Linked DNA regions of Mus musculus: region 1 is linked to region 2. Evidence: chromatin loops called from intact Hi-C (ENCODE). Cell type or tissue: left cerebral cortex. All regions are shown on one strand. Each heading gives the region's core, and the rest is flanking DNA. Links, peaks and the distances in the headings are about the cores only. Region 1 holds the start of Ptpn9 (protein tyrosine phosphatase, non-receptor type 9). Region 2 holds the start of Snupn (snurportin 1).

Region 1 (15,741 bases), core at 3,994-11,993, 47 kb before region 2:
AATATTTTTTAAAAGAAACAAACAAAAACAAAAAAACCCAATACTATAAAGATTCAAAGTACTCATTTTCTCACAGTCATAAAAGCCAACACAGTAGAGAAACTGCCCAGAATACACAAATCCAAGTTTGATCCACAGCAACACACACACCAGAACACTAGAGAGATGCCTCAACAGTTAAAAGTGGGTGCTGGTCTTCCAGAGGACCAGTTCACAACTGCCTGTAACTCCAGCTCCAGGGGATACAACGTCCTCTTCTGGATATTTCGGACACTCCACTCATATGCACAAACCTACCCTCAAACACACATATATGCATATAAATAAAATACACAGACACACAGACACACAGACACACACACATATATTATCAACCAGGAGTGATCTTTCTACTGGTCTACAAAGCAAGTTCCAGGCTAGCCAAGGTCAAAAGGTCTCCCTGTCTCAAAAAAGTAAACTAAATATTAATAATATTAAAAAAACCACTAAGTATATAGATCCCAGGGTGAATTGAAACAGTTGTTCCTCCTTAGGATTGTTTTCAGTAACTAAATCCCCAAAAGTTCAATATGCAAAGGAATGTAGTAGTGGCTAGCTCGATTGACTGTTTACAGTCACACTAAGTGCTCCAGTGAGTCCTTTTTAGTATTTACAATGCTATGAGAGCTGAAATAAGGATTTTCTTTACAAGCTTTGCAAATAAACATTAATAGATAACTCATGGCAGTGATTTTCCAAGGCCAATCTGAGCCAGATAATGAAATCATGTCTTAAAAAACCAAGCAAGGAATGGTAGCACAAACTTTTGGTATCAGCACTCAGGAAGCACAGATAGAAGAATAGGAGTTTAAGGCCAGCCCGACCTATTTAGCAAGTTCTAGGCTAACCTGGTCTATAGTGAGAACACTGGCTCGATTTTTTTTTAATTTGTAATTCATTAAAAATTTTTTTAAAAAAACTAGTACTGAGTAGTGTAGATCATTATTAGATCATATGTTTAGCATTCATTGGATCTTAAGTTCAATCCTTAGCACTAATATAATATAATATAATGCTTGTTATCAGCATACTGGAGATTAATTTCTTTTTATGTAGAAGAATATAAATTATTGAAACCATTGTTAGTTGGCAATGAATAGAATTATAAGTACTTAAGAGAATTACCATGCTGAGCATGGTGGCGCACGTCTTTAATCCCAGCACTTGGGAGGCAGAGGCAGGCAGATTTCTGAGTTCGAGGCCTGCCTGGTCTATAAACTGAGTTCCAGGACAGCCAGGGCTATATAGAGAAACCCTGTCTCAAAAAACAAAAAAACAAACAAACAAAAAAAGGAGAATTACTATATTGTCCTACACCATCAATTGCTACTGGAATAACCATATAACCATGTAAGACTTTACAAGGCTATAGTTACTTAATTTAAGTATCATTATCCAGTTCTAGTTGAGTCACTATTTATGGTTTATTCATTTTTCAGTGTGTGTGTATCTGTGTCTTGTGGGTCCCGTACTCAGCAATTAGGCCAGGATGTCTGGCCAGGGAGCCCAGGATCCTCCTGTCTCCACCTCCCCAGCTCCTTGGTTACAAGTGTTCACCACCAACACCCAGAACTTCTTTGTGAATTCTGGGAATCAAATCAAGTCTTCACGTTTACAAGGTAAGCAATTTACTAAAAAAAGCTATCTCCCCAACCCCTGTCCCCTCTCTGTGAAACAGGATCTCACTCTTTAGTCCAGATTGGCCTGAAACTCATGGCAATCCTCCAACTTCAACTTCCTAGGTTGAGATTACAATGTGAGCCACCATGACTTTCTGTAGGCATACTTTCTCTTTAGCTTTTTATTGAGTTCTTACAGCTACCACCCTTCCAACATTTATTCCACCCTAATCCATTCCAATCCCCCAACACTTGATAGGAGAGAGGAAGTTTGAGGGAAAGGGGGGCATAGACCTCTTTAGACTACTTCCTGCTGATTAAGGGCTTTGGGTTCCTTGGGGCAAGTCCAGTCTCCACAGTCAGGATATCTCCAACAAAAAAATATTCCTAGCAGCGCTGATTTGGAAGGTGGACAGGCTGAAGGGAAGATGAAACCAGATTTGCAATCTGAGTTTAGCTTCTCAACTATGCTATAGGATCAGACAGGAGGCCAGAGCCTCCACTCAGCAGGTAAACATGCTTGCCGCTAAGCTTGACCACCTCAGTACAATCTTTGGATCACACCTGGTGGAAGGAGAAAACCAGTTCCTGAAAGCTGTCCTCTCTGACCTCTACATTCCTGCCATGGCACTTGTAATATCTGTGGCATATACACAAATATTAAAAAAATTTTAAAGTAAACTCTTATTGGGATAAAACACTAATCTAGACAAGAGTGATTGTGATCATAGTCAGGGTGACAGCCTGAAGCTCACAAATTAAAGAGATACTTAAGAAAGCCTGATAATACATTTTATACAAATGATACATTTTATACAAGGAATAAGGGCAATAAAATGTCCAAAATTAGCCTGGTGGTGGTGGCACACGCCTTTAATCCCAGCACTTGGGAGGCAGAGGCAAGCGGATTTCTGAGTTCGAGGTCAGTCTGGTCTACAGAGTGAGTTCCAGGACAGCCAGGGCAATACAGAGAAACCCTGTCTTGAAAAAGCCAAAAACAAAAACAAAAACAAAAAAACAAAAAAAAGTGTCCAAAATTTTGATTGGCATGACTACAGAAAGACATATTTAATCTTCAGGAGAGAGTAGTCCACAGTAGCTATAAAGCAGTGGGAACATTCCAAAAAGACTAACTCCACCCTTTATATGCTAGTCAGTATAATCTCCTAATTGATTACCGAATAGGGTTCCATGACAGAGAATAAGAATAGCTCAACAGTACAGTGCCTTCCTCAAACATAAAAGGCTCTGGGGTCTACCCCCTTTCCACAAAGAGCTAAGTAAACAAGTAGACATACAAAATAAGACCCAACTAACCTAACGATTTTCTTTTTCTTTCTTTTTTTTTTTTCAAACTCTTTTTCTTTTTTGGAACATAGTTTCACTATTTAGCCCTGACTGGCCTGAAAATCACTCAGAGATCTTCCAACTCTGCCTCCCCAGTGCCACCAAGACTGACCTTAAGCATACCTTTTATAGCCAATGTGGTGGCGCACACCTTTAATCACTACACTCTGGAGGCAGAAGCTGGGGATCTTCAAGGCCAGCCTAATGTACAGAGCAAGTTCCAGGACAGCCAGGAAACTCTGTCTCAAACAAACAAACAAACAAACAAACAAACAAACAAAAAGAAAAGAAGAGGAGGAAGAGGAAGAGGAAGAGGAAGAGGAAGAGGAAGAGGAAGAGGAGGAAGACCTTTTATGCCCAGTATAGTGGAGCAAGCCTATAATCCCAACACTCAGGAAAACTCTGATAGTCAGGCATGGTGTTACATGACTTTAATCCCAGCACATGGAAGGAACAGACAGGTGGATCTCTGTGAAATTAAGGCCAGCCTGCTCTACAAGCTGTTCCACACCAGGCAAGGCTACATAGGGAAACTTCGACTTTTAATTAATTAATTAGCTAATTAATTAATTAGAAAACTAAAAAAATGTTTTATTGAACTAAAATAAGAAACTATTATATTTGTCTTTCAACATTTTGGAGTAACTACAAAGTCTGGCATTGGAAACCAGACATGGTTTGAGTGTGTGTTTTTGTTTGGCTGAGGTTTTTTCCTAGGTCATAGTTATTTAATTTCTATTTGTTCTTTTATAAGGTAGAGAAAGAAACCTCCAGTTACAATACTAATTCTGTGGATTACAGGTTCCTTTTCTTTCTTCTTTCTTTCTTTCTTTCTTTCTTTCTTTCTTTCTTTCCTTCTTTTTTCCTTTTTTCAAGATAGGGTTTCTCTGTTCTCCCCTAACTATCCTGGAACCTGCTGTGTAGGACAGGCTGGCCTCAAACTCAGATCCCTCTGCCTCCTGAGTGCGGGAATCAAAGGTGTGTATCACTACAGCTGGCCACATCAGAGTATTCTTTTTTTTTTTTTTTTAATTTAATTTTTTTTTTTTTTTTTTTTTTTTTTTTTTGGTTTTTCGAGACAGGGTTTCTCTGTGTAGCCCTGGCTGCCCTGGAACTCACTCTATAGACCAGGCTGACCTGGAACTCAGAAATTCACCTGCCTCTGCCTCCCAAGTGCTGGGATTAAAGGCATGCCCCACCACTGCCCCGCTGACACATACACATCTTAATATAAAGTGGTATATATAGTGTACAACAGAAACATACACATCTTAAGAACATTTAAGGAATGAAAGAAAAATAATGAATGTGTTAAAAAAAAAAAGTCACCCAGTGTATAATAAATAAATAAAAATAAATCAACCTGTGGTGCAGTAGTGACCCACACCTTTAGTCCCAGCACTCAGGAAGCAGAGGCAGGTGGATCTCTGTGAGTTCCAGGCCAGCATGTTGAGATGCTGCAGGTTGAGAGCTTCAGGACAGACAAGGCTAGTTACACCAAGAAACTCTGTCTCAAAAAAAAAAAAAAAAAAAAAAAAAAAAAAAAAAAATCAAGGTAACACATTAGTAGGGAGGCCTTTCCCAGTCCTGGCAGAGTGGCTCCTTGGCCCTTGGCCACCTGCTTGCACTGTCTCACTAGCATTTTGAAAACACTGTTGCAGTTACCAAGCTGTTACCACTATTTGCAAATTTGTTTTTAAAAAGGTATTCTTAAATTTTTTTTTTTTTACTGGAGAGATGGCTCAGAGGTTAAGAGCACTGACTGCTCTTCCAGAGGTCCTGAGTTCAATTCCCAGCAACCACACCGTGGCTCACAACCATCTGTAATGGGATCCAATGCCCTCTTCTGGTATGTCTACCCTCTTCTGAATGTCTGCCCTCTTCTGGTGTGTCTGAAGACAGCTACAGTATACTCATATACATAAAATAAGTAAATTTAAAAAAAAATTTTTTTTTACTCATGCTGAGTTTATTTAAAGTCAATAAGAGTATAGGTCTGGGGGAAATTAAAAAAACAAAACAAAACAAAAACATCATTTCCACAGAAAGCATGACTTTTCCAAAAGAAAATTCAAGGGCTTTTTAAAAATCAGGTCTTGGGGCTGGAGAGAGCACTGGCTACTCTTTCAGAGGACCTAGGTTCAATTCCCAACACTCACATGGCAGTCACAGGTATCCATAATCCATCTCCAAGTGAGTTGACACCCCCACACAGACATATATGCAAGCAAAACACCAATGCAAATAAAATAAAAATAAATAAACCATAAAAAGGTCTTTAAAAAAAAACCATTAAACCAATGTTAGTTTGTCAAAATAGACATCTCCCCACTCCAGATTGTGTTAGCAAATGTGGGCCTGTGAACTAGGGCGTGAGAGTGTGAAACGGATCATTACCAGCATGTCTCACCTTTTCCTCTTTCATTTATTTTGTAAGGTACAAGCAGATTATGGCCATATTTGAGCACAGCTTCTGTTTGGATATGAGCAGTGCCAAGGAGAGAAGAGCAAGAGCCCAATCCGTGGGGTTCTGAATCTCATCTAGTCCGTGTTTCCACAGCTGGAATATGGGGGGGGGGGTGTAAAGTTATAAGAGCGCTCGCTAGGCTTCTCGCTTACAGAAACCCCTCAAATGATAACGCAAGCTACTACTTTCTGGGAATTTAAGATCTCAAGCTTTAAAAAGGGACAATGGAACTCCAGTGTGGGCTTCAGAAAGATGGAGACTGTCAGATGAGGTGGGGGCAGGGAAATGGGGACGAGGGTAAGAGCCTAGCCTGGGAAAGCAGAATAGGGAGGTCAAGGCCAGGGACTTGGGGAGCTAGAAAAGGAACAGATCTTTCAGGATCTGTCCAAGTAGGCCCGTCACAGCAGTCTGAAAGCCTGAAGGGCTCCTTTGAGAATCTGGGCCACCTCTTTACCAGCGCTACCTCCCCCCATCTTGGGAACGGAGACAACCACCTAGGAATCCTCCCCCCAAATGGCTTTCCTTGCCCTTGAAAACAACGGACCCTCGAGAAAAAAAAAAAAAAATGCAAACGCTTCCAGAGAGTAGAAGGGCCTGGGACAAGGTGTCCTGCAGTCATCCAGTGGGGAGCCCGCCCCAGTTCGAGGAACTTTAATATTCATTGAAATGGAGCAGCACGGACCCCCCCCCCCCCGGAAGTCTCGAAGCATAAGAATCTCAGAGCCAGGGGTCCCACGGCTCCGGGGCTGGGCTGGGCGATGGCCTGGGGCGCGGTCTCCGGCCCGGGGAGGCCAGCCCGCAGGCCTGAAATGCGAGCAGGAGCCGCTGAGGGCCCGGGGCGAGGAGCGCAGCCCGGCGAACAGAGGCCGGCCTAGGCCTCGGAGGCTCGGACACACCCACCGCTGCAGCGGCGCTTACCTGCTCCTCCTCGGGGGTCAGCTCCGGCGCCATGTCCGGCCGGGGCGCGGTCGCCGGCTCCATCCCGCCGCCGCCGGGGCAGGTCTGGTGGGCGAGCGCCAGAACCCGCTGCACTCGCGCTCCGCTTCTGTGGCCCGGCGCCTCAGCAGCTCTCGGTCGGCTCGCGCATGGTGCGAGCGCCCGGCGCCCGCGGCGGCTGCCAACGCCGCTCCTGCTGGCCGGGGAGAGCCCGCTGTCGCTCCCCGCGGAGAGGAAATGCCTCCTGTTTGCTTCACTCCTTTCCTCACGCCACCCCTCCTGTCCTGAGGAGGAGAAAGTGCGGGCGAGGAACTAACAGCAGTTCGAGGTCTGCTTGGCTTTCTTTCTTTTTTAGGAGTCCACAACTTTTACAGCCACCGCGAAGGCGCCTGGCGGGAGTTGGAGGCCGTCGGCCTTCCGAGCCGCTTAACCCCCGGGGCAGAGCTCGCCGGCGCCTCGAGACCGCCCAGCCCGGGCGTCCACGGGGATGCGGGCCCTGCGAACTGCTCCGTGGCCTCGCGGCCCAGTTCCTCAAAAGCCGCCGCGGAGACAGGGAGGGCGGGCGCGAGCGAGCGAGGAAAAGGCGTCCCCCTCCCGGCTCAGGGCCAGCGCTGCGGCCTGCGCCGCGTCCGCCCGAGCCCCCCACGGCTCCATTGAGAAACTGAGCATCTCATTCACAAACAGGAGCCGGGGAGGGCCGGGCCGGACGGGGACGTTGTCCGAGAGGGGGAGACAGAGAGGAGCTGGGAGGAGGGGAGGCTGAGCGGAACGGAGCGGCGCGGCGGGGGAGGGGCTGCGGGGACGAGAGGCGACTCCCCTACGGGAGCGGGAGGGAGACGCGACTGGGAGTTAAAAGAATCCAAAACTGCGCGAGGACCGGTGCCCTTCCCGGTATTCACGGGCGGCTTCTACCTATTCGTGGTAGGGTCTGAAAGGTTGCCTGTGAGGTCCAAGATGCCTCGGATCTGACAGATAAGCAAGGGCCGCATTTCTTTGCTCAATGAATGTATCCTGTAGTCCAGCATCATTGTAGCTAATTGTAATCGGGTACAAAGAGAGAGTGAGGAAGAGACAGAGAGAGACATCCTGTTTCAGAATTCATTCAGGAAGCCCACAGCCTTTGCAAATGCATGATTTTACTCTAGGGTAAACAGCAGAGTCTGGGTCTCTCAGGATAGGAGCATTGAGAAGGCAGGGCTGGGCCTACTGTGATTTTTTTTATCATGTTAGACCAAAGATAAGTATTCTAGAAGGATTTCAAGAAATCGGAGTGCCACAACTAGTCCCCCCAGGACTGAAGTCCAGAAAGAACCAGGGGATGGGTCTTCGGAAAAGAAAATGCTATAGGTTTTGATGCCCATCTTGGAGAACTTTTTAAAAAATAAATTATATATATTCTTAACTCCATTTTGGCACCAGTGCAATAGCAGCTTCAGGGTTACCTCTGCTAAGTTTTTTCCTTTGTGTGTGTGGAGGGTCAGGGGGCCAGGAAAGACAGAGTTTTGAGAAAGGATCTCTATGTACCCCTGGCTGTCCCAAAATTGGCTGTGTAGACCAAGCTGGCCTTGAACTCACAGAGATCTGCCTCTTGAGTGAAGGAATTAAAGGCATGTCCATGCCTCCTTGCCCCTCAACTATGTTAGTTTGTCTTTTGCCACCAGTAAAATGAACTCTACGCTGAACTCAGGAACCTACTCAGGAGTTGGTTTCAGTATTGAAACTGGAAGACAGTCTATAACAAGTCTATCTGCACACCAGACACTGCACTATGCACTGGAGTTAAAATAAGACAGTATAAGATAATGGAAGATGTATCAGGAAGTAAAATAATGAAGACACTCAGGGACTCGCGTGATGGGTCAGTGGTTAAGAATACTGGCTGACCTTGGAGTGGATCTGGGTTCAATTCTAGTACCCACGTGGTAGTATAGAACTTTTAAGGAGCATGTGATGTATAAACATACATCAGGAAAAAAAAAACACCCATACATGTTGTACTGGCTAGTTTTGTGTCAACTTGACACAGCTGGAGTTATCACAGAGAAAGGACCTTCAGTTGAGGAAATGCCTCCATGAGATCCAACTGTAAGGCATTTTCTCAATTAGTGATCAAGGGGGAAAGGCCCCTTGTGGGTAGGACCATCTCTGGGCTGGTAGTCTTGGGTTTTATAAGAGAGCAGGCTGAGCAAGCCAGGGGAGGCAAGCCAGTAAAGAACATCCCTCCATGGCCTCTGCATCAGCTCCTGCTTTCTGACCTGCTTGAGTTCCAGTCCTGCATCCTTTGGTGACCAACAGCAGTATGGAAATGTAAGCCGAATAAACCCTTTCCTCCCCAACTTGCTTCTTGGTCATGATGTTTGTGCAGGAATAGAAACCCTGACTAAGACAAATTGGTACCAGCAGAGTGGGGTATTCCTGTGACAATCTGACCATGTTTTGGGGAGGACTGTGGAAGGACTTTAGAACGTTGTGCTTGAAGATCCATCCGTTGTTAAGAGCTCTGTCAGATGTTGTGTAGGAGCTTGGAAGATAATGTTGAGAACACCGCAGAAGATGGAGCTCTGGTTTGTGAAATTTCAGAGGGAAAATTAAAGACTCTTTTCAGGGCCATTGCTGTTTTGATTGTGAAGATTCTGTAGTTCTGGTTAGCTGGGGCTGAAGAATCAGCTGTGATTAACAAGATACCAGAACTACCAAAGCAAAAACTTTGCATTACTGGGACTATTGATGCTGGTTAGCTGGAGCTAAGAAATTAGCGGTGATTAAGAAGAGACCAGCATCATTGAGGTGACATCTTCTGGGAAGTGTTTTCTGAAAGCACAAAGAGGCTGTGTTCCAGAGATGGCCAAGGTTGTACTCCTGCTGCAGCAGGACTTGGTAATATGTAAGGTTCACCCAGGTGGTACTGGTTTTGAAGGCATGAAGGGGTCACGCAAAGCAGCTGAGGCTCGGTACTGTGAGAGGCCATGGAAGGCCATTGGTGAAGGTGCAGCCTCAGTTGCAATTGAAGGCCCAGGACTGAAGGGGTCATGCAGTGTTTTGGAGATGCCAGTACCATGAGATGACCACCAAGAGCAGCAGCAGCAGTGGGGTACAGGCATCTGGAGCCTAGAGGATGATGTGTGTGCTACAAAGGGCCTGGCTGGAGAAGTGACCCAAGCCCTTGGAGGAGCCCAGAAGATCGTGAGTTGGATCCCAGACATTGGACAGTTGGAGATTGACTTTTGCTTTTGATTGTGACTGTGCCCTGATATTTTCCCTCTTGAAGGAAGAAACTGTTTTAGTGGAGCCCACAGTTAAGAGACTTTTAATTGTAAAAAGACTTTGGATTTTAAAAAAGATGGATATTTTAAAGAGATTGAAATTTTAAGAATATGTAAAGGCTGTGGGACTTTTAAAGTTATTTAGACCTTGGGGATGAATAAGAATGTAAGGGTTGAGGCTTACTAGTGATGTTTTTGTGTGTCAAGTTGACAAGGGGTCAATTGTACTGGCTAGTTTTGTGTCAACTTGACACAGCTGGAGTTATCACAGAGAAAGGACCTTCAGTTGAGGAAATGCCTCCATGAGATCCAACTGTAAGGCATTTTCTCAATTAGTGATCAAGGGGGAAAGGCCCCTTGTGGGTGGGACCATCTCTGGGCTGGTAGTCTTGGGTTTTATAAGAGAGCAGGCTGAGCAAGCCAGGGGAGGCAAGCCAGTAAAGAACATCCCTCCATGGCCTCTGCATCAGCTCCTGCTTTCTGACCTGCTTGAGTTCCAGTCCTGCATCCTTTGGTGACCAACAGCAGTATGGAAATGTAAGCCGAATAAACCCTTTCCTCCCCAACTTGCTTCTTGGTCATGATTTTTGTGCAGGAATAGAAACCCTGACTAAGACACATGTTAAACTTTTTAAAAATGCAAGACTCAAATAATATGCATATGTAGCCATACTTTTCAGTCCCCTTTATTGGGTTCTTATATCTACCACCCTTCTCCTTGCTAGACCCTTCCAACCCCTCAACACTAGGTAGGAGAGGAAGAAGGTTAGAGGGGAAAAAGGGGTATAGAACTCTTTAGACTACTTCCTGTTGATTAGGAGCATCCAGTTCCTAGGGGCAAGTGCCAGTCTCCATTGACAAGAGTATCCCAACCAGCAATCTAGCAATAGCAGCAAAAGGCACCAGCAGCAGCCGCCGACACAGGCCCTCTCAGGGCTCTCAAATTTATACATTCTCAAGTCCCCATAATTCCAAGCATAACTGTCTGCAGCTGCCAAAAATCATGCCCCTCCTAGAGCATAAGACAAATCATAGTTATCAGCTATGAACAATCTGAAGCAGCCCCCCCCCATAGACTCATGTGTAGCCCATAGGGAGCAATAATATTAGATATGGCATTGCCAGAGTAGGTGTGGCCTTGTTGGAGGAAGTGTTTCACTGTGAGGGGAAGGGGAGGGGCTTTGGAGTCTCATGTATGTTCACACTATGCCTGGTGTAGCGGTCTCCTTCTGATGCCTTCGGATCAAGATGTAGAATCTCAGCTCTGTCTCCACCTTTCTAAGAGTTGCCTTAGTCATGTTGTCTCTTCACAGCAATATACACCTAAGACATTAACAAAGTCCTATTTTGTTCCCTTCCAGTCATTTCTGCTTTGAAGGGCAACCACTGTTTTGGCTCAGTATAGCTTTACTAGTGTATTTAAATAGTCATTTAGATGGACATTGGTGGTACATACCTTTGATCCCAGCAGTCAGAAGGCAAAGTGAGGAAGGTGGATCTCTAAATCCAACTTGGTCTATAGAACCCAGGGCAGCCAGGGTTACATGGTGAAACATTGTCTCCAAAATATAACTAAATAAAACAAACAGTCATTTAAACAAATGTAGAAGCTCTAGAACTAACTTGAGGAGTTGGGAGGAGACAGCAGAATAAAACAGTATCAGAAATTACAGGACACACAGGCCACCAAGCCCACGAATTGATAGAAGCTTCTTCCAGTGTGAGATGAAGAGATAATCCTCCCTTCTGCCAGAGTGTGTGGCTGGAACTTTGGCTCACTGTGAGAGTGACAGCAACAAGCAGACCCCAGTGCTGAGAACAGATTAAACACGGAATTTAGAATCCAGTGATTTGTTCTTGTGGCTCTTCAGCCATATGTTCTGCAGGTGTAATTGGAGATGACATGTTTCATTGGCAAGCCACTATGGGATCTAAGGGCAGTCCCTATTAAGGTGGTGCTTTAAAAAAAATCATTATACTACAGATTCCTCTTTATACAACCAATTAACTTATAATCTAAACATTAGCAGTAATGGTAAAATTTGTATCAATATCATGAGATCACAATGGTTTCCTGCTTTAAGTTCTCTCTCTCTCTCTCTCTCTCTCTCTCTCTCTCTCTCTCTCTCTCTCTGTTTTTGGTTTGAGACAGGGCTTCTCTGTGTAGTCCTGGTTGTCATGGAACTCTATAGATGAAGCTGGCCAAGAACTCAGAGATCCACCTGCCTCTGCCTCCTGAGTGCTGGGATTAAAGGTGCAAACAGCCATACCCAGTTGAAAGGTCTTTGTTGTTTGTTTTCATTTTTGACAGTTCCCCTCGGTAACCCTGGCTGACCTGGAGCTCCCTAGGAAGACTAGGGTGGTACCAACAAACCTGCCGTCATCTTTCTGCATCTCTCTCAGTGCTGGGATTAGAAGTATCCACCAACATGTCCAGTTTGCATTGGTTTTGACTTTTTTTTTTTTTTTTTTGAGATAGGGTCTCATATAGTCCAGACTGTTCTCAAACTTACTTTTTAGCCACAGATGCAAAACTATCTTTAAATCCCGGTTGCCCAAATGCTGGATGACAGACACGCTCCCTCTCATCCAGCATTCTAAGGGTCTTCTACCCATCTGTCCACTGTGATGTAAATCAAATTCAGACAACTCTTTAGTGCCAGAGAGTGCACAGATCTATAAAACAGTCTGCCTGATATTTAACGTAGCAGCGAAAAAAAAGATGCAAGTTGTCAGTGGATGAATGATCAACTAGTTGCCCCACTAGTAAATTTTTTCAATAACATTGAATAAACCAAATAAGAAAGAAATGGCAATAGCTGTATGCTAAAAAACCACTGGACACAGACAAACAGACAGACAGACAGTTCCTACCTACTTCTACTCCTTTGGCACTTCTGCCCAGTGATTTGAGGGCACCTGCAGCCCGAGATGCAGCCACCCACGACATTCCCATTGAGATGAAACATGAGCCCAGGCTTTTTAACCCAGTCTACCAGTGTGGTGAGGAGAGAGAATAAAGGATGCAGTTTAACTGAGTACAGGAAGCTTGGGGAGATTTCAAGGTGCAAATGTATGAGGACCTGCAGATGAATAAAGGAAGTTTGCTAGAACTGTTGCTGATCAGAAGCTCAACACAATGTTTGGAAATGAATGAGACACAAAAAACTAAGTACAAAGCACCTAGCTGGGGCTGGTGAGATGGCTCAGTGGGTAAGAGCACCCGACTGCTCTTCCGAAGGTCCAGAGTTCAAATCCCAGCAACCACATGGTGGCTCACAACCATCCGTAACAAGAACTGACTCCCTCTTCTGGTGTGTCTGAAGACAGCTACAGTGTACTTACATATAATAATAAATAAAAAATCTTAAATAAAAAAAAAAAAAAAAAAAAAAGCACCTAGCTGGCTAGCTCTGCTCTCAGAGAAAAACTGTAGAAGAGCCAGAATCCAAATGCCCATCTAGCTTGAGTTCGTTTTCTTTTGAGGGGCCTCACTCTTCAGCCCAGGCTGGATGGAATTCAGGGCAGCTCTTCTGCCTTGGCTACCTAAGTGCTAGGATTGCAGGCATAGGTTGCCATGTTCTACTAGGTTTGTCTTGAACCTGTTCTTTTTCTGCTTAGCCTGTTTTTGGTTTTGTTGTTGTTGTTGTCCTTGTGAGATGGGTCTCCTGTAGTTCAGAACTCTATTTAGCTGAGGATGACCTTGAACTCCTGATCTGTCCTGTTTCCTGTGCTGGGATTATACGTGTTTATATGTATTTGACCACATGCAGTTAACTACCATCTGTTTTTGTCTGGCTGATTTTAGGTTTTTTTAAATTGCATTTATTTATTTACCATGTGTGTGGCACACATGCCTGTGCATACCATGCGTGTAAAACGACAATTTCAAGGGCCAGTTCTTTCAGTTGACATGGGGGTCTTAGGGATGGAACGCAAGTTGTCAGACTTGATGACAGCCACGTATCTCACTGGCCCCAAACTACCATTTTTTTTTTTGAAACAGGGTCTCACTATGTAGGCCTCCAACTGATCTAGAACTCTCTATATAGACCAGGCTGGGCTTTGAACTCACAAAGATCCACCTCCCTGTGACTCCAAGGTGCCGGGATTAAAGGTGTATATCACCAAACCTGACCCAACTACAGCCTTGAGCTAACAAAGTCAAGCATGGTATGGGTGTCCTGCTCAGACAGATCTCACATTACAGAGTGGATTGAAGAGGAAAAGACTGGGAGCAACATAATGACCATTAGGAACTTAGTGATAAATCATACTGTACATACACTGGAATAAACTGACATTGTATTCTTACCATATTTCCCAAAGACACTGTCCTAAATTATTTTTAATTAATTTATTTAATTATATTTAATTTTACTATCACTGGTCGTAATAGTATAGGTTTTTGATCCCAGCATTCAGGAGGCAGGCAGATCTTTGTGAACTCAAGGCTACTCTGGTCTACATAGTGAGTATTAGGCCAGCCAGGGCTTAAAAAAATATTTAAAAAGTTAAATAATTTTTATTTATCTAATCTCACCATAATACTATAAGAAGGGTAAAATCATAAATTTCATTTTACAAAAGATATTTGTTTCTGTGTGTATATATACATATATATGGCAACACACATATACATACATATATAGAAGACCTATATTACCAATACATACACATCCATTTAAAACATAAGGTGGAGACCGATTAAGGAAGAGATCCACCATTGACCTCTGATCTCCATGCACACTTGCACACACAGACACAAAGGACACCAGTGCCAAACATGCAGGCACACATCTGTAGACAATACAGGATGAACCCAAGTTTGACTTTCAAACTCCCACCAAAAAAGAAGGGTAGGGAGGGGAGGCCATGCATGTCCCACAGTTGGCAGAGTGCTTGTGTAGCATGCAGTGGCCCAGAGTTAGAGCTTGATTGCCAGCACTGCATGAAACCTGTAGCAGAGTTCAGAAGTGGACATAGGAGTAACAAAAAATTCAAAGTTAAGCCTAGCATAGTAGTATATGCCTTCAATCCCAGCAGAGGCAAGCATGAAGTCCAGGCTGTGAGTTCCTTATTTTCCTGTCTCTTCTTTCCAAATGTTAGGATGACAGGTATGCATTCCACCATAGGTTCACTTGATTACTCGCGCTCTCATCTTTTTATTGGTTTAGGAATTTCACACCATGAACCCCGAGCACTCTTACTTCCTAGTCCTCCCAACTCTGCTCCCCACCGTTGGGACCCCCACCCCACACACATACACAAAAAGTCCAATTTGTGTTGCCCATATACTCACTGGAGCATGGTCCATCTCCCAGTGGCCCACTCCTTAAAGAAAACTGAGTCCTTCCCCACCTGCAACACCCTCCAGGAGTAGAGAGCTACATACACTTCAGCATCCTTATCACAATTTTTAAAAGTTCTCTTGATAACTTTCTGGCTAGGCTGTAACTTTTGGGGAGGGGGTAGGGGTTGTCACAGAAGCCTTCCACCATTTCCTTCTTTCTCGACTCTGAGTCTATAGTCATCAACACATGGCAGAAGTAGCTTCCTGACCCTTTACAGTCATCAGGAGCATGGACCATGGCCATCCACGTGGTCTCAGTGTCAGCAGGTGCCACTGACCTCAGCTTGGTCTCCTGTGGCAGTACAGATCATAGACATCAGCCCGTCCTCTGCCCCTGCACAGACCATGGATACTATCACAGCCCTTGGCAGCAGCACAGGCCAAGGACATTAACGAGACCTCAGGTGGCAGCACAGACTGTATGGCTTCAGATGTTAACATGGGCCAGTCATCAGCATAGACCATGGCTGCAGCAGGACCATGGACAGGATCCTTGATCTTCGAACCTCGGTAGCAGCACAGACTCAGACTTTACCATGGCATCAGGTCACAGTGCAGGCCAATCACTCACATCAATATCACAAGGCTCTCTCCTTTTAATCAAACTCATAAGACTAAATTTATAGTACTTGTTCTTAAAGTCTATGGCAAATTCAACCACTTACAAAACCATAAGTAAGTGGCAAGTGGTTCCATCATTCCCAAAGAAATATGACT
Region 2 (15,741 bases), core at 5,292-13,291:
AGCACCCGACTGCTCTTCCGAAGGTCCGAAGTTCAAATCCCAGCAACCACATGGTGGCTCACAACCACCCATAATGAGATCTGACTCCCTGAAGACAGCTACAGTGTACTTACATATAAATAAATAAATAAATAAATAAATAAATAAATCTTAAAAAAAAAAAAAAAAAAGAGTTGCCTTGGCCATGGTGTCTGTTCACAGCAGTAAAACCCTAACTAAGACACCACCTACCCAAAATGAACAAATCTCCTCCAATGAATCCATGACCTAATGAAATGGATAGTACTCAAAAGAAGAAACACAAATAGCCAATTAATACTTTTTCAAATATTCAGCAGGGGCCAGTGTGATGGTCCAGAGGGTAAAGGCATTTGCTGCCAAGTCTGAGGAACTAAGTCTGATCCCTAGGATCCACATGGTGAGAGAGGAATCAGTTACCAAGAGTTGTCCGCTGGCTCCACATACAACTATAGATGCACACCAACCCACAAGTAAGTACGTGTAAATTCTAATGATGGTCAACATCCTAAGTCATCAGGAAAATATAAATTAAAACCACACTGAGGGGCTGGAGATACGGCTCAGGGAGTCAGAGCACTTGCCCTTGCAGAGGTCCCAGGGTCAGTTCACAGCGCCCACGTGGTCATTCTTAATCTTTTGTAACTCCAGGTCTGGCCTCTTCTGATCTCCATGGATATAAGGCAACACATACATGCAGGCAAGTGCTCATACAAATAAAAAAATACAATTTTAATTAAAAAACACTTTGATGGGTCTGGAGAGATGGCTCAGCAGTTACAGTTAAGAGCCCTGACTGCTCTTCCAGAGGTCCTGAGTTCAATTCCCAGCAATCACATAGTGGCTCACGACCATCTGTAATGAGATCTGGTGCCCTCTTCTGGTGTGTCTGAAGACAGATACAGTGTACTCATGTACATAAAACAAATAAATATATCTTTAAAAAAAACAACACTTTGATATTTCATCTCAGTACAATCAGAATAGCTATCACAAACAAAACAAATAACAAATACTGGAGAGGATTGCGGAAATATGAATTTATAATTATGATGGTGGCAGTATAGGACTGCTTAGCTATTATGGAAATCAGTATAGATATTTCTAAAAAAAATTTTTAAATAGAGCTATATAAATGACACAGCAATACCATTTGTGCTGGCTAATTTTATGACAACTATGACAAAAACCAGAGTCATCTTGGAACAAAGAACATCAATTTTTAAAAAAATGTCCCATGAGCAGGAGAGTCAGCTCAGCAGTTAAGAGCACTTACTGCTCTTGTAGGAGACCTGGATTTAACTGAAAGCTCACCACAGCCTGTAACTCCCAGTTCCAGGGCTCAATGGCTTCTTCTGAATTCCAAGGTCTCCTACACTCGCTTGCTGCACAAACATACACTTAGACAAACATATACACATACAGATATAAATGAATAAATAAATAATTTAAAAAGGAAAGAAGGGCTGGAGAGATGGCTCAGTGGTTAAGAGCACTGACTGCTCTTCCAGAGGTCCTGGGTTCAATTCCCAGGAACCACATGGTGGTTCACAACCATCTGTAATGGGGTCTGAGGAGAGCAATGGTGTACTCATATATATAAAATAAACAAATAAATCTTTAAAAATTGTTTAAAAAATAATTTTTAGAAAGAAAGAACCAAGGCCAGGCATGGTGACACACGTGGCCTTAATTCCAGCACTTAGGAGACAGAGGCAAATCCAGTTTACATAGAGTTCCAGGACAGCTGGGGCAACATTTCAAAAAAAACAAAGAAAAGGAAAGTGTCCCCACCAGGCTGGCCTGTAAGCAAGCTTGTGGTACATTTTCCCCAATTAATTAATGTATTTATTCATTTTACATCCTGATCACAACACCCTCCCAGCCTCCCAGTCCTCCCTCTCCTTCACCCCTGAGAATGGAAAGTCTCCCTAGGTACCGGGTTAATTTACTCTATTGGTCTTATGGAGTCCCCATCCCCTCTGGGTTCTTCAATCCTTCTCCCCAACTCTTCCACAAGACTTCTCGAGCTCTGTCTAATGTTTGGTTGTGGTACTTTTCTTGACCCAGTCCACTATGGGCAGTGCCCTCGGGCAGGTAGGTGATCCTTCGTGCTACAAGAAATGAGGCTGAGTAAGCCTTGAAAAGCAAGCCAATAAGGAAAATTCCTCCATAGCCTCTGCATCAGTTTCTGCCTCCAAGTTACTGCCCTCACTCCCTCAGTGACAGACTGTTAGCTGGAATTGTAAACCCTTTTCTCTTTAAGTTGATTTTGGTTATAGTGTTTTATTACAGAAATAAAAAGCTAACTAAGGGTGGGTGTGGTGGCACACGCTTTTAATCCCAGCACTTGGGAGGCAGACATAGGCGGATTTCTGAGTTCGAGGTCAGCTTGGTCTACAAAGTGAGTTCCAGGACAGCCAGGGCTATACAGAGAAACCCTGTTTTGAAGAAAAACAAAACAAAACAAAAACAAAAAGCTAACGAAGACACTGCTTCTGGATGTATACCCAAAGGAGGCTATGTCTTCCCAGCCTTCTTTCTGCTTTCCTGTTATGTGTGGGGTTTTTTGGTGGTGGTGGCTTTTTTTATTTTTAATTTTTTTATTTTTATTTTTTGGTCCTCTCCCTCTTTAAAAAGACTTACTTTTATTTTCCATTTTCTATGTATGAGTGTTTTGCCTGTGTGTATATACATGCAACATGAACAAGCCTGATGCAATCAGAGGCCAGAAGAGGGCATCAGGTCCCTGGAACTGGAGTTACAGACATGTGCAGATCCATGTTTATTGCTGCATTATTCACAATACCAAAGAAATGGGACCAGCTTAGAAATGGAACAGAAGAGGTGATAAAAATATGGCACACAACAGCCAGGTTAGCACACCTTTAATCCCAGCACTTGGGAGGCAGATCTTTGTGAGTTCCAGGCCACGCAGGGCTGACTAACATGAGACCCTGGATCTATAAAGCATTGTTTTAAGTGAGGTAATGATAATAATTGATAGCAGGGTGTGGTGGTGCACACCTTTAAGCCCAGCACTTGGGAGGCAGAGGCAGGTGGAGTTCTGAGTTCGAGGCTAGCCTGGTCTACAGAGTGAGTTCCAGGACAGCCAGGGCTACACAGAGAAGCCCTGTCTTGAAAAACCAAAAAAAAAAGTAAATGAAAAAAATATCTAATAAAAAAATGTGGGGGTAAAAAAGATGTTTAAAAAAAAAAAAAACAGGGGTTTGGGGGAGAACATATGTGACAGGAGAGCAGAAAGAAGGCTGGGAGAAAGGTACAACAGGGAGAACACGTGACTAAAAAGGTGGTAGCCAGGTACAGAAGCACAGTCACATAACCACAGCACCCAGAAGGATCACTGCAAACTGAAGGCCAGGCTGGTTTATATAATGAGCTCCAAGACAGTCAGGAATACACTAGAGAGACCGTGTTCTCAAACAACAAAAATGTGGTGATTCACACCTATAATATCATGACCTCACTTCACAGGGTGAGGAATGAGGATGACAAGTTAAAGGCCTGGATGGGCTACAGAGTAAGCGCACAACCAGCCTGCTAACCTGGCAAGACCTTAATTATCTCAGAAAGAAAAAGAAAACAGGTTGGAACCAGGCTCACCAATACCTAAAATCCCAGCACTGGGGGGGATCATGGAGGATGGCAGGAAGGGCGGACCAGCAATTCAAAGTCAGTCTCAGATTCTTAGGGAATTCTAGATATGTGTGGGTCTATTGAGACCCTGTCTCAAAAAAAAAAAAAAAAAAAAAAAAACAGGCTGGAGAAATGGCTCAGGAGCTAGGAGCACTTGTCACTCTTACGGAGGAATTAGATTCAATCCCCAGCACCAACACAGTGGCTCACAACAAATCTGATACTCTCTTCTGGCCTCTGTGAGCACTAGACAAGCACATGGCACACATACATATAGTGAGGCACGTAATAAACTAAATCGTTTTTTAAAGGGGGTAGCTGGAATTATAACTCAATAGAGGAGTGTTTCCATTGCATGTGTGATGTCCCTAGGTCCAATTCCCAGTTCTGCAATCTGGTCCGTCAATGTAGCTAAGCAGCTGGCTTTGTAGCCCAGTGACAGTGCTTGGTTTTGATTGATTTGGGGATGGAGTGAGGTTAGTGAGCATCTTAACCATTCAAATATACAGTTCTGCAGTGGGAAGTACCTTTACACTGTTATCAACTGTTTCCATCTTGCAAGAATGCACAGGACAGGATAGGACAGGGTGGAAGGGTACTGGAGAGATGGTTCAGCCATTAGGTTAAAAGTACTGGTTGCGGGGCTGGAGAGATGGCTTGGCGGTTCAGAGCACTGACTGCTCTGCCAGAGGTCCTGAGTTCAATTCCCAGCAACCACATGGTGGCTCACAACCATCTGTAATGAGATCTGATGCACTCTTCTAGTGTGTGTCTGAAGACAGTTGCAGTGTACTCATATAAATAAAAATAAATAAATCTTAAAAACACACACAGCACTAGTTAAAAAAAAAAAAAAAAAAGAGAGTACTGGTTGCTCTTCCAGAGGACCTGGGTTTCATGTGGTAATTCATGACCACCTGTAAACCAATTCCAGGGAACTAACTGGAACTCTCTTCTGACTTTCTTCCCAGCATGGCACCCATGTGGTGTGCAGACATGTAGGCAAAACACACATACACATATGCATATAGGAAAATAAACAAATAAAAGAACAAAGGATGGTGCCATACCTCCACTTGGTAAAGTACTTGCCAAAGTGCGCACCATATTTGCACCAAGCCTTGGGTCTGAAACCCAGGAGAAAAAGAAGAAAGCTGCATTCCTATATCCTAAGACATTAAAAATACTTTTTTTTTTTTCTGTTTTGTTTTGTTTTGGGGACAGGTTTTCTGTCCTGGAACTCTCCTTGTAGTCCAGGCTGGCCTCGAACTCATAGAGACCTGCCTGCCTTCTGAGTGCTGAGATTAAAGGTATGCAACCACCACACCCGGCTAAGAATACTTTCTAAGAAAATTTGTTAAAAGTGACTATTATCAGTGTGGATTTAAGGTGTGCATCAGAGTGTTTGTAAAATAACCGGGAGTATTCAGTAGATAATTACTGAGCTTCCCCGTCAAGGTATCCTGAAGTATGCCATAGAAATGATCCCTAACAGGACCTTACGTGTCATACACCTGCAATGGCAGCAAGGCAGGAGGCCGAGGAAAAGAAGCGAACTAATTCCTAAGTGTCAGGCTCACCCAAGCCTCTTCTCCAGCCCAATAGATGCTCCCACCACACGTCCGTGAACTCTGCCGCCCTCCCCGCTACTGTCTCTCTAGCAATGGAGTCGTTTGTCTTTCGGTTACAGAATTCTCCCTGCCACACATAAATGTTCCTCATGAGTTTGAGCCAGACTGCCTGGAATACAACGACAAAAATATGGCCAAGTCCAAGTCCCCAAGACTGGCCAGCCTCCCCAGGTAACGGCTGCGAAGCCAGCCCTGGGTCATCAGAAGAAGTTTGAGCTTGCGGCTGAGAGAACGCCAAACTAGACAGGGCCAGACTTACCGCACGTCCGTACCACTCGCGCACGCCGCCAGTGCCTGTGCCGACTGACCAATTAGGTGCCTTAGCGGAGCTAGACACGCCCCGCTCAAGCTTGCACTCGAACTTCCGGCTCCGCCTACCGTGGTGCATCGCGGGAGTTGAGTCGGGCAGGACATTACTTCCGCCCTGAACTGAGCGACTCTTCTCCCTAGGGAGGGGCTTCCAGATTTGGTTTAGGCTTTTTCGGGATTCTAGCGAGATTGTCCGCGATACGGAGCCTTCAGTACTGATCGCAAACTTGCCCCGGATCCTTTCACTGACAAAACCGTGACTTCGTGGCCGCCACCTCTCCGGGTGTGCCCAAACTCGAGAGTTGCACTGACAGCCCTTTTGTCTTGCTTGTGCGATTTTCTGAATGGCTTTCAGGTTTCGAACTAATAAACGTTTCTTCCCTTCCTTTTTCCTTTCCCTTTCTTTCTTTCTTTCTTTCTTTCTTTCTTTCTTTCTTTCTTTCTTTCTTTCTCTTTCTTTCTTTCTTTCTCTCTCTCTTTCTCTCTCTCCTTTCTCTCTCTTCTCTCTTTCTTTCTTTTTCTTTCTTTCTTTCTTTCTTTCTTTCTCTCTCTTTCTCTTTCTCTCTCTCTTTCTCTCTCTTTCTCTCTCTCTTCCTCTCTCTCTCTCTCTCTCTCTCTCTCTCTCTCTCTCTCTCTCTTTCTTTGTATAGCCCTGGCTGTCCTGGAACTCACTTTGTAGACCAGGCTGGCCTCGAACTCTGAAATCCGCCTGCTTCTGCCTCCCGAGTGCTGGGATTAAAGGCGTGCAGGCGTGCGCCACCACTGCTATCCCTATTCTCCTTTCTAACATGACGCGGAAAGGGACCTGGCTCGATTCCTGATAGGTAACGTTCAGCATTTGAGTGCAGCACTTAGTCCGGTTTGAAAGTAGTTACATGAGTGACCGAGATTTAGGAGACCCTAAGCAAACCCATACATCGTGTCTGCAGGGTAAGACTTCTAGCATGTAAAATGAAAACAGGACTTGCTACTTAATGCTTATAATGTGAGCCAGATGCGTTGCTTCTAACACCTCAATGAACTGGGGTGTGGCTAGGGATGTTGCTCAGCAATCAATGTGTTTGTATAGCCTGCGCTAAACTTGCAGTGGCACCACCCTGTAATCGAACAACAGGGGGTGAAAGCAGGACTGGCTGGTAGTGCTAGCACATGCCTTTAATGCCAGCTTTCAAGAGGCAGAGAAAGGCAGATCTCTAAGTTAAAGGACAGCCTGGTCTGCAGAGTTCCTGGAAAGTCAGGAGCCCTGTGGGTGGTGGTGGGGGAGTAATTTGGCCAGGGTTGTCAGGAACCATAATGGGACAAGCTAATAACTAGCAGTTGATCATCCTGAAGTGGCCTGCTTCGGATTATTATTATTTTTTCTTTTCTTTTTTTTTTTTTTTTTTTTTGGTTTTTCGAGACAGGGTTTCTCTGTATAGCCCTGGCTGTCCTGGAACTCACTTTGTAGACCAGGCTGGCCTCGAACTCAGAAATCCGCCTGCCTCTGCCTCCCAAGTGCTGGAATTAAAGGCGTGCGCCACCACCACCCGGCTCGGATTATTATATAATTTGTGACAGGTGAGCCCTTATTAAGCGAGGCTGTAAGGGACTCATTTTAGGAGAGATTCCTGCTATTAATATGCTTCTCCTGTTATTATTAAATATATATAACAATCACTAAGTAGTAGCACACCCCTTTGGAGTAGATCTCTGTAAATCAACGAAGTTGTACTATCTTCTAGTGATGCTATATAGACAAATAGATGACTTAAGTCTTAATAATGATCCTATAAGAATTCCTAAAATTATATCCATGACTATTAAGCTCTTTTATAATAGGACTGCTATTAGGTCCTTTTCTGATAGTCAAAACTGCAATGAGAACTCTGCCAGTCTCCCTAGTGTCACCAGTTAATTGCTCTTAGATGGTAACCAGACTTTCTCCTACATTCCAAGAGGTTGTAAAACAATTACCCAAAGATTATAAAAGGGGAACTAACGATTTATTACAGGTGCTAGGACAGAAGATAAGATATTGACTGGGTTTATCTATACAAAACTTGACTTATAACTTAGTTGTGGGTTTTTTTTTTTTTTTTTTTTTTTGAGACAGGGTTTCTCTGTATAGCCCTGGCTGTCCTGGAGCTCACTTTGTAGACCAGGCTGGCCTCGAACTCAGAAATCCGCCTGCCTTTGCCTCTCCAGTGCTGGGATCAAAGGCGTGCGCCACCACGCCCGGCTTTTAGTTGTGGTTTTAAACCTTCGGTGAACCTGTGGAGCTGAGACAAGTGATGGATGTTTAGCTAGATAACTACTCCTAATGGATATGCATGGAAACAATCTGTTGTAAACTTCTATTTCAATTTATATTTGATTTTCTATGTGAACTTTTGATGTACTTTTTAACATATGATCATGTAATCTTAAAGATGTTTAAGGTCTGAGGACAAAGAGTCAGATTTGAGGGACTGAGGTGAGAGGAACGGAGGTGAGAACTGAGCTGAGAGAGGAACTGGGCTGAGGAGAGGTTTTTTTTTTTTTAAGATTTATTTATTTATTATATGTAAGTACACTGTAGCTGTCTTCAGACACACCAGAAGAGGGAGTCAGATCTCATTACGGATGGTTGTGAGCCACCATGTGGTTGCTGAGATTTGAACTCCTGACCTTCGGAAGAGCAGTCGGGTGCTCTTACTCATTGAGCCATCTCACCAGCCCCCGAGGAGAAGTTTTTAGACAACACTTTTTATATTAGAAGGAGAATGCAGAGTGGAATAACTTGGAAATTATAGGTAACATAAAATACTAAGAGAGCAATGTGCAGAATGCAGAGGGAAAGAGGAAAAAAGAAGATGTCACAGAGAGCAGAAGGAGCAGGCAGGCTTCTCCTTACCATGGGACAGAACAGGTCCCATGGTGAGGACAAGGCAGGTTTAGTTTTATTAAACGGAACAAAGCTCTTTTTCTTAAAAACACGGGTTTAATTCACTTAGCATTAAAAGGGTAGAAGCCTTTTCTTTCTCTATGCAATAAAGATTGGAGCGCATTTTTCATCCAGAATGTGTGAGTTCTTTCTGCACCGGTGCTTGGTCTTTTGCTCCATATGCATATGTCAATATGGATGTGTGTGTCAGTATATAATTGTGAGAATGTATGCAAACTTACCACACCAAGGTGCCACTCACACATACTGCCAGTACCTATGGGAACTGACCCATTTTCTGAATGACTCTGAGTTCTCAACCATCTATAACGGGATCTGGTGCCCTCTTCTGGCATGCAAGTGTACATGCAGATAGAGCATCTGCATATATACCCTTTTTTTTTTCTTTTTTTAAAAAAATTAGGTATTTTCCTCATTTACATTTCCAATGCTATCCCAAAAGTCCCCCATACCCTCCCCCCCACTCCCACTTTTTGGCCCTGGCGTTTCCCTGTACTGGGGCTTATAAAGTTTGCGTGTCCAATGGGCCTTTCTTTCCAGTGATGGCCATCTTTTGATACATATGCAGCTAGAGTCAAGAGCTCCGGGGTACTGGTTAGTTCATAATGTTGTTCCACCTATAGGGTTGCAGATCCCTTTAGCTCCTTGGGTATTTTCTCTAGCTCCTACATTGGGGGCCCTGTGATCCATTCAATAGCTGACTGTGAGCATCCAGTTATGTGTTTGCTAGGCCCTGGCGTAGTCTCTCTAGAGACAGCTATATCAGGGTCCCATCAGCAAAATCTTGCTAGTATATGCAATGGTGTCAGCGTTTGGAGGCTGATTATGGGATGGATCCCTGGATATGGCAGTCTCTAGATGGTCCATCCTTTTGTCTCAGCTCCAAACTTTGTCTCTGTAACTCCTTCCATGGGTGTTTTGTTCCCAATTCTAAGGGGCAAAGTGTCCATACTTTGGTCTTCGTTCTTCTTGAGTTTCATGTGTTTTACAAATTGTAACTTATATATTGGGTATTCTAAGTTTCTGGGCTAATATCCACTTATCAGTGAGTACATATTATTTGAGTTCTTTTGTGATTGGGTTACCTCACTCAGGATAATGCCCTCCAGGTTCAACCATTTGCCTAGGAATTTCATAAATTCATCCTTTTTAATAGCTGAGTAGTACTCCATTGTGTAAATGTACCACATTTTTTGTATCCATTCCTCTGTTGAGGGGCATCTGGGTTCTTTCCAGTTTCTGGCTATTATAAATAAGGCTGCTATGAACATAGTGGAGCATGTTTCTTTCTTACTAGTTGGAACATCTTCTGGATATATGCCCAGGAGAGGTATTGCAGGATCCTCCGGTAGTACCATGTCCAATTTTCTGAGAAACCGCCAGACTGATTTCCAGAGTGGTTGTACAAGCTTGCAATCCCTCCAACAGTGGAGGAGTGTTCCCCTTTCTCCACATCCTCGCCAGCATCTGCTGTCACCTGAATTTTTTTATCTTAGCCATTCTGACTTAACATTTTTTCAGGTGTTTCTCAGCCATTCGGTATTCCTCAGGTGAGAATTCTTTGTTTAGCTCTGAGCCCCATTTTTTAATGGGGTTATTTGACTTTCTGGAGTCCACCTTCTTGAGTTATTTATATATATTGGCATACATACCCTTTTAAAAAAACTTAACAAAGAAAAATTCTAACTAACTGAAAGTGCTTGGACCCACCCAGCTTTAGTCTTTTTATTTTGAGACAGGGTCTGGCTCTGTAGCCTATGCTGACCTCAAACTCTGAGCAGCCTTCCTGCCTCCACATCCCAATAGCTGGGATTACAGGTGTATGCTACCACACCTGGCTTCAGCTTTGACATTTATAAAATCGGGGAAATCTATAATATGTAGCCTAGAGCCTATCACAAGAGTGACATCCCTTTCCTATTCCATACTTTGCATTTCAAGTGAGCCTGACCAATCCTGCCTTGTACTGGGGGATAAGGGAGAAGGTTAGACTGACGGTTAAAATCATCTGCCAGCCTAAGATGACCCAAGTGGCCAACTCTAAACTAAGTCAATGATTCCCATCTGGCATGTTATTAAGGTCATGTGGACAGAATCACATCTGTATTTGAATCTACTGTTGAAGACTGAAACCCATGTTGAAGCCTGCTCCCTAGTTTAAAATCATCCCTGGCTTTGCTGTAACCCTTTTGTTTCATGCCTGCAAGCATTTCATGATGCTAAGGAAGTCAGCAGCTTGACTATAGACACAGAAAAATAGTCTGGCTCAGAGCAAGGCCAACCATATATCCTGAGGTTTATTATTATTATTGTTCTTGGAAATTCCCCAACTGTAGCCTTCACTAGAGCCAAGCAAGATAGAGGACAGCTTGAACTGTTCTCTAAACTATTAAAAACACTTGGAAAAAAGGCAGACCACCCTACAACCTTCCCCACACACGTATATGTGTTCATTATAGTTTTTTTTTCCCTATATAAACTGACCCTGGAAAATATTCATGGTCATAGCTTTCAGAACCTGAGTCTGAGCCATGTCCCTGATCCAGCAGTCCTGGGTGGTGTGGTCAGTAAACCAGCCCCATTTAACTGGGATGGTGTCTGAATGGTTTGTGTGGCGATTCCCAGACTTTAATATCCTCTACCTTGATCTCTGGGGTAGACCCATAATTCCTGCTTTGAAAAATCTCCACTCAGGAACCTAAACCTTAGGATTTAGAATTGGAACAGTGGTTCATAATCAAAGGGGAGGTGCCAGCTGAGCATCTTGGCACATGTCTTTAATCCCAGCACTTGGGAGGCAAAGGCAAGCAATTTCTATGAGTTTAAAGGAAGCCTGGTAAGTTCCAGGACAATTAGAGCTACAGAGTGGGACTATGGCTCTTTTTTTTTTTTTTTTTTTTTTTGGTTTTTCGAGACAGGGTTTCTCTGTGTAGCCCTGACTGTCCTGGAACTCAGTCTGTAGACCAGGCTGGCCTCGAACTCAGAAATCTGCCTGCCTCTGCCTCCCGAGTGCTGGGATTAAAGGTGTGCACCACCATGCCCGGCTGGGACCATGTCTCAAAAAGCAAAAAAGAAAAGAAAATACCACCAGGCCAGAATGAATGAATGCTGAAATAGGGCATTCACAACCCAACTGCCAGAACTCAAGATGGGACAGACATCTGAGTTCTCAAGGCAGAGCCACAACCAAGCCTAGCAGAGAGGGGCAGATACAACTCCTGGAAGGTGAAGGGACAGATCTCTCTTTGGCCATTGAGAATCGGAATTTCTCTAGGAATACACGCTGGGAGAAGAAAAATGCTGAAGCCTCCTGCCAGCCGCAGGAAGAAACTGTCTCCTGGATAACTGTTCCAACAACTTATTAGAGGCCACCTTACCCAAGAGTCCTTTGGCTTAATTTTCACCTTTTATTTAAGCTTGAACCTCTTGTCAAGACCTTAAAGATGGATAGGAAGGCAGTTTACTGGACACTTCTGCCTCGGTCTCCTGAGTAACTGGAATATGAGTCTATAAATCTTTTATTGGTGTGTTCAGTGGAATTCACCATGCCTGAGCTTCATCTTCCTGTTTTTAGGAAGGATAAAGGGTAGGGATCGAGTTTCGAAAGTCTCTTGCAGTGTAGGCTGGCCAGGAACACCTCAAGCAGTGGATGACCTTTGATCCTTCATTTCTGGAGCTCTGAGATTGGTGAATACAGCACATCCCATTTTTCTTCCTCCTTTTCAATAGTCAGCTGACTCCAGGTTAAATATATTCAGTCATCAAGAGAGGCCAGTTAATATTGAATTTATAATTCTATTTTCATTCTATTCATTTTTTGTTTCAGGGATACTGGGGACTAAACCCTAAGACTCTCACATTCTAACCAAGTGCTTTTCGCTGGCTAACTGAGCCATTCTATTCTTAATCTAAGGGAAGCCTTAGCCCTTTATAGCCAGTCCTTTGGGGTCTCATGCAGTCGCCCAGGCTAGCACAGATTTACACTTAGCTCTAGGAAGGTTTAAGCTTCTAATTCCCAGCTTTTTCCAAGCTAATTAGCCCAAGCTAATTTCCCATGTAGCTTGGATTACAGATCTACATCACAAGGTCTAATTTCTAGTTATTGTTGTTTATAAAGATTTATTTTTAGTTTGTGTGCATGTTTTGCCTAAATATATGTATATTGCACCACAAGCATGCCTGCTATTCAAGGAAGCCAGAGAAGAACATTGAATCTTAGGACTGAGGTTACATGGTGCTGTGAGCTGCCTGATGTATGTTCTGGGAATCAAATCAAGGGCCTCTGCAAGAGCAGCAAGTGCTCTTAACCTCTAAGCCATCTCCACAGTGTAGCTAGACTTTGGCTATTTGTAGGTTCTTTCTTCCACCCTTCTCTACCCTGTCCCCACCTTTTCAAACTCCTAACACTAGATAGAAAAAAGGTAGAGAGGAAAGGGGTCAACGTTATCGTTTGACTACTTCCTGCAGATTGGAGGCCTCGGATTCCTTCAGGTAAGTTTGATCTTCACCGTCAAGATATATTTATTTTTCTTTGCAAATGACTACTTAAAAACCAACAACCCACTAACCTATCGGGGTTCTAGCATTTATATACCTTCTGAAAAGCACCCAGAATTCCAAGTATCACGGAATCGAAGAAACTATCGGCAGCTGGCAGAATCACACCCCGACCAGAGCATGAGGCAAACCATATTCAGCTGCTGTGGGCAGTAAGGAGCAGCCTCATATCCCACACCTGGGATTAAAATGAAAACATATTCTTATATTTCTGTGTGTGTGTGTTTAAAGAAACCAAACTGCCAACATTGTCACTACACCCCAGCCCCCTTCAAGTTCCCTTTTAACATTTTATTTTGAGATACAGTCTCACTAAGTTACTCAGGCTAACTAACCATGAATAAACCTGAGAGCCTCCTGCCTCTACTACCAAGCTCATCGAAATAAAAAGCTTTTGAGCTGAAAAGATGGTTTAGTGATTGTCTTAGTTAGGATTACTATTGTTGTAATGAAATACCATGAAGAAAGAAAGTTGGAGAAAAAAGGGTTTTATTTGACTTACACTTGGACATCACTGCTCATCATGGAAGGAAGTCAGGACAGGAACTCAAGCAGAACATGAACCTGAAGGCAGGAGCTGATGCAGAGCTCATGGAGGAGTGCTCCCTGCAGCTTGTTCCTCATGGCTTGCTCAGCTTGCTATTACTATACAAATCCAGGACCACCAGCACAGGGGTGGCCCCATGCACAGAGTGCTGGCCCTCCCCCATCAATCATTAGTTAAGGGTCCTATCCAGGCTTGCCTGCAGCCCGATCTCATGGAAGCATTTTCTTAATTGAGGCTCCCTCCTCTCCAAGGACTCTAGCATGTGTCAAGTTGACATAAAACTAGCCTGCACAGCAGGTAAGAGCGTATCTAGTCTTTCGGAGGACCTGAGTTCAATTCCCAGCACCCATATTAGGAAATTCAAAACTCCCTCTAACTCCAGCAAGCTCCAGGACATCCAATACCTCTGGCCCCTGCGGGCACTTGTATTCATAATAAGCACATAATTCACATGTATACACAATTAACAATAATAAATCAATTTTTTGGAAACAGGGGTTTTCTGTGTAGCCCTGCCGTCGTGGAACTTGTTCTGTAGATCACACTGGCCTTGAATTTAAGAGGTTAGCTTCCTTTTGCCACCCAAATGCTGGGATTAAAGGTGTGTTCTACCATCAGCCAGCAGTAAATCTAAATAAAACAAAATAGAAAACCTTTTGAGTTGAATGTGGTAATATACACTTGAGGTCCCTGCTACTCAGGAAGCTGGAGGCAGAAGGGTCACTGCTTGGGTTCAAGAACTGTAAACCAGCCTGGACAACATAAAGACCCTGCTTCCAATATTAAGCTGGGTGTGGTGGCACCTGCCTTTAATCTCAGCATTTGGGAGACAGAGGCTGGTGGATCTCTTGAGTTCAAGACCAGGATGGTCTACAGAGTGAGCTCCAGGATAGCCAGTGCTACATTGAGACCATGTCTCATCTCCTACCTTTCAACCCCACCCCTCCTCCCACAACAAAACAAAACCCAAAAAACACAAACGATGAGCTAGGCATGGTGATGCACACTTTAATCCCAGTACCCAAAAGACCTGCAGGAATTCTCTGAATCCAAGACCTGTTTAGTCTACACAGTGAGGTCCAGGTCAGCTACAGCTAAATGGTAAGACGCTACAAATAATTTAAAAAGTAAAAGGAGCCAGGCAGTGATGGTACATGCCTTTATCCCGGCATTCTGGGGCAGAGGCAGGCAGATAGATCTCTGAGTTTGAGGCCAGCATAATCTACAATGTGAGCTCCAGGACTGCCAAAACTACACAGAGAAACTCCATCTCGAAAAACCAAAAGAGTCAAAGAACTAGGCTATAGCTTAGTGATGTGTGTAGCCTGCATGGAGAAAAGAAAGGATTGGCTTTTGCTGCCAGGAGATGCAATAAACACTCTGAGGCAAGTTGCCATAGCTACTTTTGGAAAAGATTTATTTATTCTCATTTTGTGTATATGAGTGCTTGCCTGAATGTATGTATGTATATCACCTGCATGACTGGTGCTCAGAGGTCAAAAGCAGGCACTGAATCCTGGGAACTGGAGTTATACATAGTACATATACAAAGTACCATATGGGCAATGGACATCAAACCTAGGTTCTCTGCAAGAAAAGCAAGTACCCTGAACTGCGAAGGTCTCTCAAGCCCTATGCCATAGTTATGTAACAGGGCCCCAGACCTTAGTAGGCCTGCAGACCTCACACAACCGACTCCATGATGGCAGTGCCATTCAGGCTGTAAAACAATGAAAACAAATACCTAATCCATCAAAGTCCATAGCTCTGGAAACGTCTCTCAAAGTACTACTTTTGGGCTTTTGTAATTCCACTTCTGGCAAACTGTTCTTGTTAAGTGTGTCAACCCAAAACGTGATTTTTATGCTTTAAAGCTCACCCTGGAAAAGGCTCAGTGTAGTGGACTGAGGGCCAAAAGATTTGGTAGTGACTTAAACCTATGTCCAAACAGTACTCTCTGGTGAATACCCCCAAGTTATTTATAACAAACATACACAAACATACAGCTGGGCTGTGCCACCTCTCCAGATCATTCTTTTTTGTTTTGTTGTTTTTCGGAGACAGGGTTTCTCTGTGTAGCCCTGGCTGTCCTGGAACTC

What was found. Peaks named below come from ENCODE experiments on the same cell type or tissue, not always from the same donor. Only the 100,000 strongest peaks of a DNase experiment are listed, where the experiment ranks them.
Region 1: a loop joins it to region 2, with 1.9 times the contacts of the local background. A loop is called at or near these places in 14 of 42 quality-filtered maps.

Annotation. Positions count from the first base shown.
Region 1 is chr9:56,986,306-57,002,046 of GRCm38, reverse strand. Ptpn9 (protein tyrosine phosphatase, non-receptor type 9) reads right to left here and starts at 7,079. Exons shown (of 13, transcript NM_019651.2): 1 at 6,391-7,079. The coding sequence starts at 6,453. In left cerebral cortex, for the core only: CTCF peaks have their summits at 4,884 (motif pointing left) and 7,126; DNase peaks (open chromatin) are centred at 6,374, 6,705, 7,141, 7,915 and 1 more place; H3K4me3 peaks cover 2,686 bases; H3K27ac peaks cover 2,636 bases.
Region 2 is chr9:56,940,778-56,956,518 of GRCm38, reverse strand. Snupn (snurportin 1) reads right to left here and starts at 5,611. Exons shown (of 9, transcript NM_178374.4): 1 at 5,566-5,611. In left cerebral cortex, for the core only: a CTCF peak has its summit at 8,869 (motif pointing left); DNase peaks (open chromatin) are centred at 5,652 and 8,821; H3K4me3 peaks cover 1,072 bases; H3K27ac peaks cover 595 bases.